Regions from separate parts of the Mus musculus genome. Here regions 1 and 3 are each linked to region 2. A link is a contact called in ENCODE Hi-C or POLR2A ChIA-PET data. All regions are on one chromosome and are shown on one strand. Each heading gives the region's core, a stretch centred on a gene start or an enhancer-like site at or near the end of the contact. The rest is flanking DNA. Distances are from core to core; before and after follow the strand shown.

Region 1 (2,700 bases), core at 68-2,567, 46 kb before region 2:
TGCAGGGCAGTCTAGCCCTGGTGAGTGAGACTGGACTCACTGTGGTGGACTTTCCAAAAGGAAAGCTGAGAAGTTACAGAGAAATGGTTTTATATGTGGCTACCTGACACTGTCTTCTAACTTTGGTTCAGACCTTTATTGTCTATATCTGTTTCAGAACAAAGCATATTTCAGAAATTCTCACTCCAAGACACAGCTGCTCCTGCTACATATGGTATGTTCTGATGTACATCTTTTTGTGCCAGAGAATTCTCTTACAAGAAAAGAAGTCATTCCGACAACCAACCAGGTGCACGGTGTCAGGATGTCATCTTTCATATGACACAGATCTCAGAGTTGCTACTGATAGTGAAGAATGATTGGGGACAGATAGGGACACTTTCATATTCTGGATTATGAAGACACACTTGTACTTCACACTGAGGAAAGGAAACGAAACGGACACCCTCTCATTTGTTTTGAATTAACCTCCCAGGTATCTCTGTAGGGGTGTAAGGTCGATTATCAGTAGAAATTAATTAGATTCTGAGTTCCAATGTGCCTGTGTCCAAACACCTGCAGACGAGGAGAAAGCCAAGAAAGTAAGAAGCAAACATCATATGAGAAGTGTCCTCATGTTGACCATCTGGCCAGAGAGGCAAAACAAAACGGAGCTCCAGGATTATTGGCTGTCTTTGCCTATGGCCCTATCTCCTCCTTATATATTCTGCTGGGTGAAGATGGCAGGGAATGCATGTCTGTAGGGTAATTAACCTACTATTTCAGACTGCAGGTTCTCTCTGGATAAACTAATTTTAAGATTCAAGCTCTTTATTCATTGGGTTCTCTTGACAGGTAGCAAGGACTAAAATCCGGACTCACTATCTTGGTGGCCACCCTTCCCCGTGAGCAGTACCCTGGTCTTGTATAATTCCCTGAGGCGGATGGCTTCTGGGGACTTGATCCCAGCGTCGCGTCCTCTGGTCTGCTCAAGAAATTTGCCTCTTTCCTCTGTCACAGCTGTGAAAGTCCACTTGTCTCTAGATCTCCAAGCACCGGAAGCGCTCCTTCAATGTAAGCCACAACCACGCCAGATCCCCGTTTCCACCCAAGAGCATACTCGGTAAACTGAGTCTGGAAAGCTCTGATAAATTGTGACTCCCATCCTGGTGAATATTTTTCTTTTTCACAGGAAAAGAGTGTTCAACACAGGCTAAGAACAGGGCTGACAACACCATACCTCAGCTTCTAGGCCCGACCAGTGGGGGCTTTTCCACCTCCGAAGCCGGGACAAATTAGAGTTAGTTCTCCTTGTCCTCCGCCAGCAGCTTCTAGCGGTACTAGGAGTCCGCTCCACTTCCATTTTAGAGCCAGGAGCACGCCCACCGGAAACTGGGCGCCTCGGCGCCCGCCCACCTATCAAACATTAAGCACTTCCGGAAGTAGAGAGCTAAGTTTCCTAGGGGACGATCTTCTGATGCGGGCGTAGGATGCAGGGTGAGTTCCGCCCTGTTGCTCTTTCCCTGCGGACAGTTTTGCGGGCGAAGTACGCGTGCCTTTGCCCGTGTTTGTCGCGAGCCCCGGTGGAGAGCGACATGGTCTCAGGAGCGCGGCTCGGGACGGAAGGCCGCTCGGCTGCGCGCGCCGGGGCGCCCCCTGCAGGCGATGCCCGAGGCTGAGGCTGGAGGAGCCGCGTGCGGACCGCACAGCCACAGCCAGGCCCAGCGCTGGGAGGGAGGCGCGGCGGAGAGCGGAGTCGCCTCCACCCCAGGCTTTACCCGGGCCAGCGAGCGGCCTTGGCAGGAGGGACCCAGGCAAGAAGCCCTGAGGGTAGTAGGGACGCCCTGTTGGAAAGCCTGACCAGCCTAAGCCGAGGGCAGGCCATGCCATCCGGGTTGGAGAGGAGTCAGGCAGGGTCCAGACTACATGCTGGTCCCAGTGACATAGTTAGTGCTTTAGCTTCAGCCTGACTTCCTCCTGAAGGACCCCGTGACCATTGGGATAGGCTAGAATTGCATTACTGGTGACAGGGCCCGGATGAGGACGCTGTTAAGGTGTTATTGATAAGAGGTGATGGCAGTGCTTGTGACAAGGATGAGTCAGGAGAGATGTGGATATAGAGTCAGAACGTGGACACTGGACGTGAGAAGCCTTAGACCACCTCCTGTTGCTAATACCACAGTACCTCATGGTGGGTGAGGTGTTTTGTTGTGTTTTCCTAGACAGGGTTTCTCTGTGTAGCCCTGGATGTCCTGAACTCATACTGTAGACCAGGCTGGCCTTAAACTCAGAGATCTGCCAGCGTCTGCCTCAAGCCAGGGAGCAGGTTAGGAGGCTAGGCAAACTTCATTTGTAATAGAATCGCTTTGGAGATAGAAGCCTTTATTTGATAATCATATAACTGGATTAACAAAATTTTGACCTGGGCAGCGGTGGCACACACCTTTAATCCCAGCACTTGGAAGGCAGAGCAAAACAAAACCCAAAAAACAAAATTTTGAGTTCAAAGGCCCCAATTGCCCCTGAGGTAAACTATTAACTTTATAGTGATATGAGCGGATTAATTATTTTTTATTTTTATCTCTTAGTACAAAGTCCTAGCCACCTTCTTAATTCCATACTTGGCCTCACCGTTTAATATCACACATCGGGAACTAAATGTCAACATGACTCTTTTTTTTTTTTTTTTTCAAAGAAAAAAATCACATGATCATTTTATTT
Region 2 (2,700 bases), core at 118-2,617:
TCTTATTCTTTTTTTTTGTTTTTATTTTTCAAGACAGGGTTTCTCTGTGTAGCCCTGGCTGTCCTGGAACTGCCCCGAAGGTTTTTATTCTTAAAGTCAAGCTTTATCTTACATCTATGAGCTGTCTCACAATTACTACTTGATATTTATCTTGCTTTATCTCCACAAATAAGCAATAGCTAAAATTATTTTTAATTTTTAGTTAACAATTTTATATCCAATAGATAATTTAATAATGAAATAAGCTACATTAAAATATCAATAAACAATTTATTTATAACTTACTTATACTTTACTTAGTAATTAATAGTTAAATAGTTAACTATAGAAGGTATGTTAAAAATGGATTGTCCAGTGGACAGACAGCTGTCTTCTGCAAGCTGTCAGGCAAGTTCTACACTGGGATGATGTTGGAGGTTAGCTGACAGGATCTAAAGATATCCACTCTGGGAAGGGAGAGAGGCCATCACGTCCATCCTGAATTTTAGATAGTGCTCATTTGTAGACATAAAAAAGAAGTGCTTACTGAAGTCCGGGAAGTCGGGGCAGAGCATTCTGTCGATCCTGAGTTTTAGGTATTGTTTATTTGTGGAGATTAAAAAAAAAAAAAAAGGATTTGATGAATTCTAGGAAGGGGAGAGGCCGGTCTAGCCACGTTTTTTGTGGAGATGAAATCGGAGAGGGGAAGCAAACAGCCGCAAGTAAAGGGTTCATTGCACCAGTGAGCAAAATCCTAAAACTAGCCCTTGGCCCAGGCAGGGTTAACTCCCTCAAAGGACACCTCCGCTTTCCGAATCCTGAAAGCAAGAGAACCCCTCGAGCCGGTACCGAGTGAAGGGTGTCGACAGCTCGGGCCGGATCCTGGCACAGCGCCTACACAAGCAGAAGCCTGTGGCTTCGGAGATCAAGGGACGCCTCAATACAGGCAGCCGCGCCCCACCGCGCACTTCCGCCCAGGCCCGAGCTCCACAGAGTCCTGTCGGGACAGACCCAAGACCCCAGAATGCGGGGTGGGGAGGTGTGGTGGGGTTCGGCGCGGAGGACCCTGGGAGGCGGCGGGGCGCGAGGCCAGGGAACACTCGGAGACTCGAGGCCACCGAGGCAGCCGGAACGCCAAGCCCGGAACCAAAGCGCTTACCTTTCGGGGATGTGGTTTCTGCCCTTCTTCTTGGGTGGGGCACAGGCAGCAAAGTCCCGGCCCCGTCCACGACCATGTCGGCCATAATGCTGGTTCATGTGGGCGCAGAGATGCCGCCCACCCAACGCCAGGCGTGCCAGAGCGGCCAAAGTGGCGACTTCAGGGAGGCCAGAAGAGGCCGCGGGATCCAGAGGCGCCCGCAAAGGAACGCGACGCGTCGACGTCTCGCTAGGGCGCATGCGCCTTGCCCCGCCGTGCTGACGACACACGTCGCACTGAAAGTAGGGTTTGTCAGCCTGCCTTCGGTTTCGACTGTGCTGCACTTAGCTGGAGGCCGGTTTTGTAGCTATGTGAATAATTGCTAGCGCTGTAAGACCCCCGATGCTGGGCCTCTGCTCAAGTCCTGGGATGAACTGGCCAACACCCCAACATCTCGAGAGAAAAGATGCACCTGATGCAAACTGCAAGAGGTTTTATTATCAGCTAGCTGAGGAGAAGTCCCTCTGTCGTGCAGGGCAGAGGAGTTCAACCCCGAGCGGTGACATTAGGGGACTTTTAACAGCTAGCTGAGGAGGTAGGAGGAGTTGGGAGGAGAGTTGGGAGGAGTTGGGAGGAGAAGTGGGAGGAGTTGGGAAGAGCTCTTCTGGGCGTCCTTGGTGAAATTTACAAGGCAGGAGTGGGGAGTGAGTTCTTTCTGAATTTTTATCTCCGTGTCCTCGGCACAGGAAGGCAGGCATCTCTGGTTGTACAGTATAGAAACAAAAAGGCTTTTTGCTGGCTATAGAGAACAAAGAGCTTCTTTCTAGCTGTATTTTTAAAGATCAGGGAAAACAAGCTTGGGGAACATCCAGGGGCTTTACCTTCCAGGGAGAAACGCTCTAAGTTGGGGTCTCATAGCGCCACCCGAACTGCTCCAAATGAGGAACAGACAATCCAGCCCCAACCCTCTGATCCCTGCATTCTTCGTGAACGTTGTCAATTGTTTACATTTTGTATATACATGATATTTGCTTTCACACGGGTGTATCTTTTTTTTCCGCCAAAAAGAAATAAATCAAAAGTTTTATACAACATATTTCTCCTTATTTGATATATTTAACATATTTCTCCATCCATATATGTGTGTATAGTGTCACAGGCAGGGAAACATACATATTCTTCCTAATTTTGAATGACACAGGACACTTATTATAACCAACATAATTAAAAATACCAACTTTTTTTTTTCTTTTTCGAGACAGGGTTTCTCCGTGTAGCCCTGAATGTCCTGGAACTCACTCTGTAGACCAGGCTGGCCTCGGACTCAGAAATCTGCCTGCCTCTGCCTCCCAAGTGCTGGGATTAAAGGCATGCACCACCATGGCCCGGTCCAACTTTTTTTTTTAAGATTTATTTATTTATTATATGTAAGTACACTGTAGCTGTCTTCAGACACACCAGAAGAGGGTATCCGATCTTATTACAGATGGTTGTGAGCCACCATGTAGAAATGAAATTGCTGGGATTTGAACTCACAACCTTCAGAAGAGCAGTCGATGCTCTTAACTGCTGAGCCTTCTCTC
Region 3 (2,700 bases), core at 142-2,641, 43 kb after region 2:
CTCCAGTTTTTAAGAATTCACTGTATTTAGGGTTTTTTGTGTAAAAAAATGTCTTGGAGGAAAAAGAGAGTGGATAATTGGGCAAACGTCTGACTCTTCTGCACTAGGGTCAGGCAAGTTCTGTACTGGGATTCTGAACCCCCAGGGAAGCTGCCGGACTTGAGGATACCCAGGAGATAAAACGCAGGACTTAGCTGAAGTCTGGGGAAGGAGAGAGGACAGTTGCAAGCTGTGTCTGATTCTAGGCATTGCTCACTTGAGAATCTAAAAGGAAGGGCTAACCGAAGGAAGCCCGGGAAAGGAGTTTTTAGGTACTGATGGTTTAGACATAAAACTAACCGACTTGGATTCTGGGACAGCGAAAGTCCAGTCTGGCCACACCAGATTCAGAGACTCCTTATTTGTGGAGATAAAACTACTGACTTTTGAAATCTGGGAAAGGGAGCAGACAGTTGCAAGAAGGAAAGTAAAAATTACCAACACCTGTAAGCAAAGTAGCAAAATCATCAGCAAGAACAGCAGAAACTCCCTCAAGTGACTCTCTCCGCCTCCAGCGTCCTGGAAGGGACAAAACATCTCCAGCTGGTACCTAGGGCAGGGTGTCTTCAACCCAGATCTGACCCCTTGTGCCTTCAGCACCCAAATAACGACCTGAGGACTGTTGGGCGCGAGCCTTCCTTGTGCGCATGCGCACTGGTCTGCACTGGGGGGTGGGGTGGGGAGAGACCGCGAAGGGCTTCACTCTGCAACTGGAGTTTATATCCGCTGCGCCCTCTACAGGTCGGGGCAGGTAGTGCGGACGTGCTAGGTGGCGCTCCCACCTCAGAATCTCAGTTTCTCAGACCAGGAGCGAAAGTTCAATTCTCCTCCCGCGCTGCCCCACATGTCTCTGTGTTCTTTATGTACATTTTGTCATTGTTCATAATATTTACTTTCATGCATGTATAGTCTCTTTCCTGACAAAATAAACACTATAAATTTGAAGTATGTTCCCAAATGATGCGCATCTCTTTATATATATGCATATATATTCATATTATTGTTATAAAAGCCTCAGAGAAGTTCACCGATTACAGTCAGTGTAACTAAAAGTGACGCCATTTATTTAACTGTTCAATATTTTGCGGACATATTCCTGTTTGGGAGGTGTTTGTGTTTGGTTGGGTTGGGGTTTTCATCTTCTCTAACAGAAAATGCCTTGCCTTGAACATTATGAGAGGTGAACATGAATGTGTTTAACAATCCCATTGAACGGCCAAAAATGTTATCAAGCCACCCTTCTATTGAGAGCTGTCACAGACCAGATGCCATGATAGCTATGCACTGTACCGTAAAAGAGCTAGGGAAACCTTTCCTGTCACCTCGCCACCAAAGCAGAGCCGTTAGTCTTGCATTCGGAAAACCGTCCCGCTGCTACACTTGTATTGGGGAAACCTTCCCCAGTGGAGCTGAGCTGTAACACACATTTGCTCTGACTCGGATAGACTCTCCTGGTGCCTTGCTCCCCCTAGTGGTCTGAGCCGTCCAGTCCACCTACAACAGACTCGATCGCTCAGCACCCCGCCCACCAGCTGCAGTTAGGTAAGCACCTTCTTTGATGTAAACATTTCCCTGTGTCCGACGAAGTGACCACTGGGTGTCCGGCAGCCCTTTAGTACTCTTGGAAGCAGAGGTGACCTCAGCCACAGTCTTTAAGGCTGTGGCTTGCCCTCTTCACTTGCCGCCATCCCACCACCCTTAGGGCTATAATCCTGCAGCTTCTTCAGGTCTATCATGGGACTTCCTCTACACCCCCTATAGCCGGCCTAACCTCTCCCCAGTTCTCCCTTTGTGAGGGTGGGGGTGGGGTTGCTGGGGTGGATGGCATGGTAAGAGCATGTGTCTCCTTATTCAGTGATCTCTCTCAGGTAGAGGAGAGGTTGGGCTCTCACATCACTAATCCCTCTTTTATTAAAGAGTCCCAGTGTCATCAGCCTCACCTTCCATGACTTCTACACGCTCCTCACCCGCAACCTTCTCTCCCCCAGCATAGATAGGTCTGGGGCCAGCCTAGGGCACATGTAGACAAAACCCACCAAACTAATGCTGCCCACCCAGTCTGGGCTGACAAAGAACCAGACAGGGTTCTGAATGGAACTACACAATTCTGGGGCATTTTAGCTAGAGACCAACTTATAAATTGCCTCCTGCCCAGTCTCCACAAGGTGGTCAATTATAAAGCAAACAAACAAACCAAATGAGCCCCAGGAGATCATCCAGGACAAACATGAAAACCTGTCTCAAGTTTTAGACCACCTTACAAATACACCTGTCTTACAGTATAGCAATCTGGATCCAGAGACCCCAGATGGAAAACGACTCCTTCTTCCAGAGTTTCTCCGATATTAGGGCCAAACTTAAACATCTAGAGAAAGGACCACCGTTTTTGGCCTCACTCATTGTCTTATTAGTTTCTCTCACTTTGCTGCTTGTTAATTGCTCTAAGCCAAATATCTCTATCACAAAAATTCCATCAATGACAGGCCACCCTGGAAAGCTCTGTCCCCCACCCCCACCCCGGCCACCAGAAACCCTGTATAAACCCTCCCTTCTGCTCAGTCCCCTGCTGCTTGTTGCCTGAGCAGAGGCAGCCAACTGATTTTCCCTTCCCAATAAATCTCTTGCATGAGGTTTGTTGTGCAATGTGACTTTGTGGTATTC

The links. Hi-C counts contacts between places; a loop is a spot of excess contacts on that map. ChIA-PET counts read pairs that join two places held with the same protein, here RNA polymerase II (POLR2A).
Region 1: a loop to region 2 is called in a map of gastrocnemius, with 4 times the contacts of the local background. The contact joins the promoter of Nat8f1 here to the promoter of Dusp11 in region 2. A Hi-C loop is called at or near these places in 6 of 37 maps with a recorded cell type or tissue (adrenal gland, gastrocnemius and heart). POLR2A ChIA-PET finds 5 or more read pairs at or near these places in 3 of 5 experiments (Patski and embryonic stem cell).
Region 3: a loop to region 2 is called in a map of left cerebral cortex, with 3 times the contacts of the local background. The contact joins the promoter of 4930553P18Rik here to the promoter of Dusp11 in region 2. A Hi-C loop is called at or near these places in 11 of 37 maps with a recorded cell type or tissue (CH12.LX, heart, left cerebral cortex and 1 more). POLR2A ChIA-PET finds 5 or more read pairs at or near these places in 3 of 5 experiments (Patski and embryonic stem cell).

What each region holds. Positions count from the first base shown.
Region 1 is chr6:85,914,315-85,917,014 of GRCm38, forward strand. It overlaps Nat8f1 (N-acetyltransferase 8 (GCN5-related) family member 1), which reads right to left and starts at 1,318. Exons shown (of 2, transcript NM_023160.3): 1 at 1,220-1,318. It overlaps Tprkb (Tp53rk binding protein), which reads left to right and starts at 1,405. Exons shown (of 6, transcript NM_176842.3): 1 at 1,405-1,476.
Region 2 is chr6:85,960,300-85,962,999 of GRCm38, forward strand. Dusp11 (dual specificity phosphatase 11 (RNA/RNP complex 1-interacting)) reads right to left here and starts at 1,368. Exons shown (of 9, transcript NM_028099.4): 1 at 1,139-1,368. The coding sequence starts at 1,236.
Region 3 is chr6:86,002,962-86,005,661 of GRCm38, forward strand. 4930553P18Rik (RIKEN cDNA 4930553P18 gene) reads left to right here and starts at 1,392. Exons shown (of 2, transcript NR_155305.1): 1 at 1,392-1,581. It overlaps Gm33319 (a long non-coding RNA gene), which reads right to left. Exons shown (of 5, transcript XR_003956459.1): 1 at 482-2,700.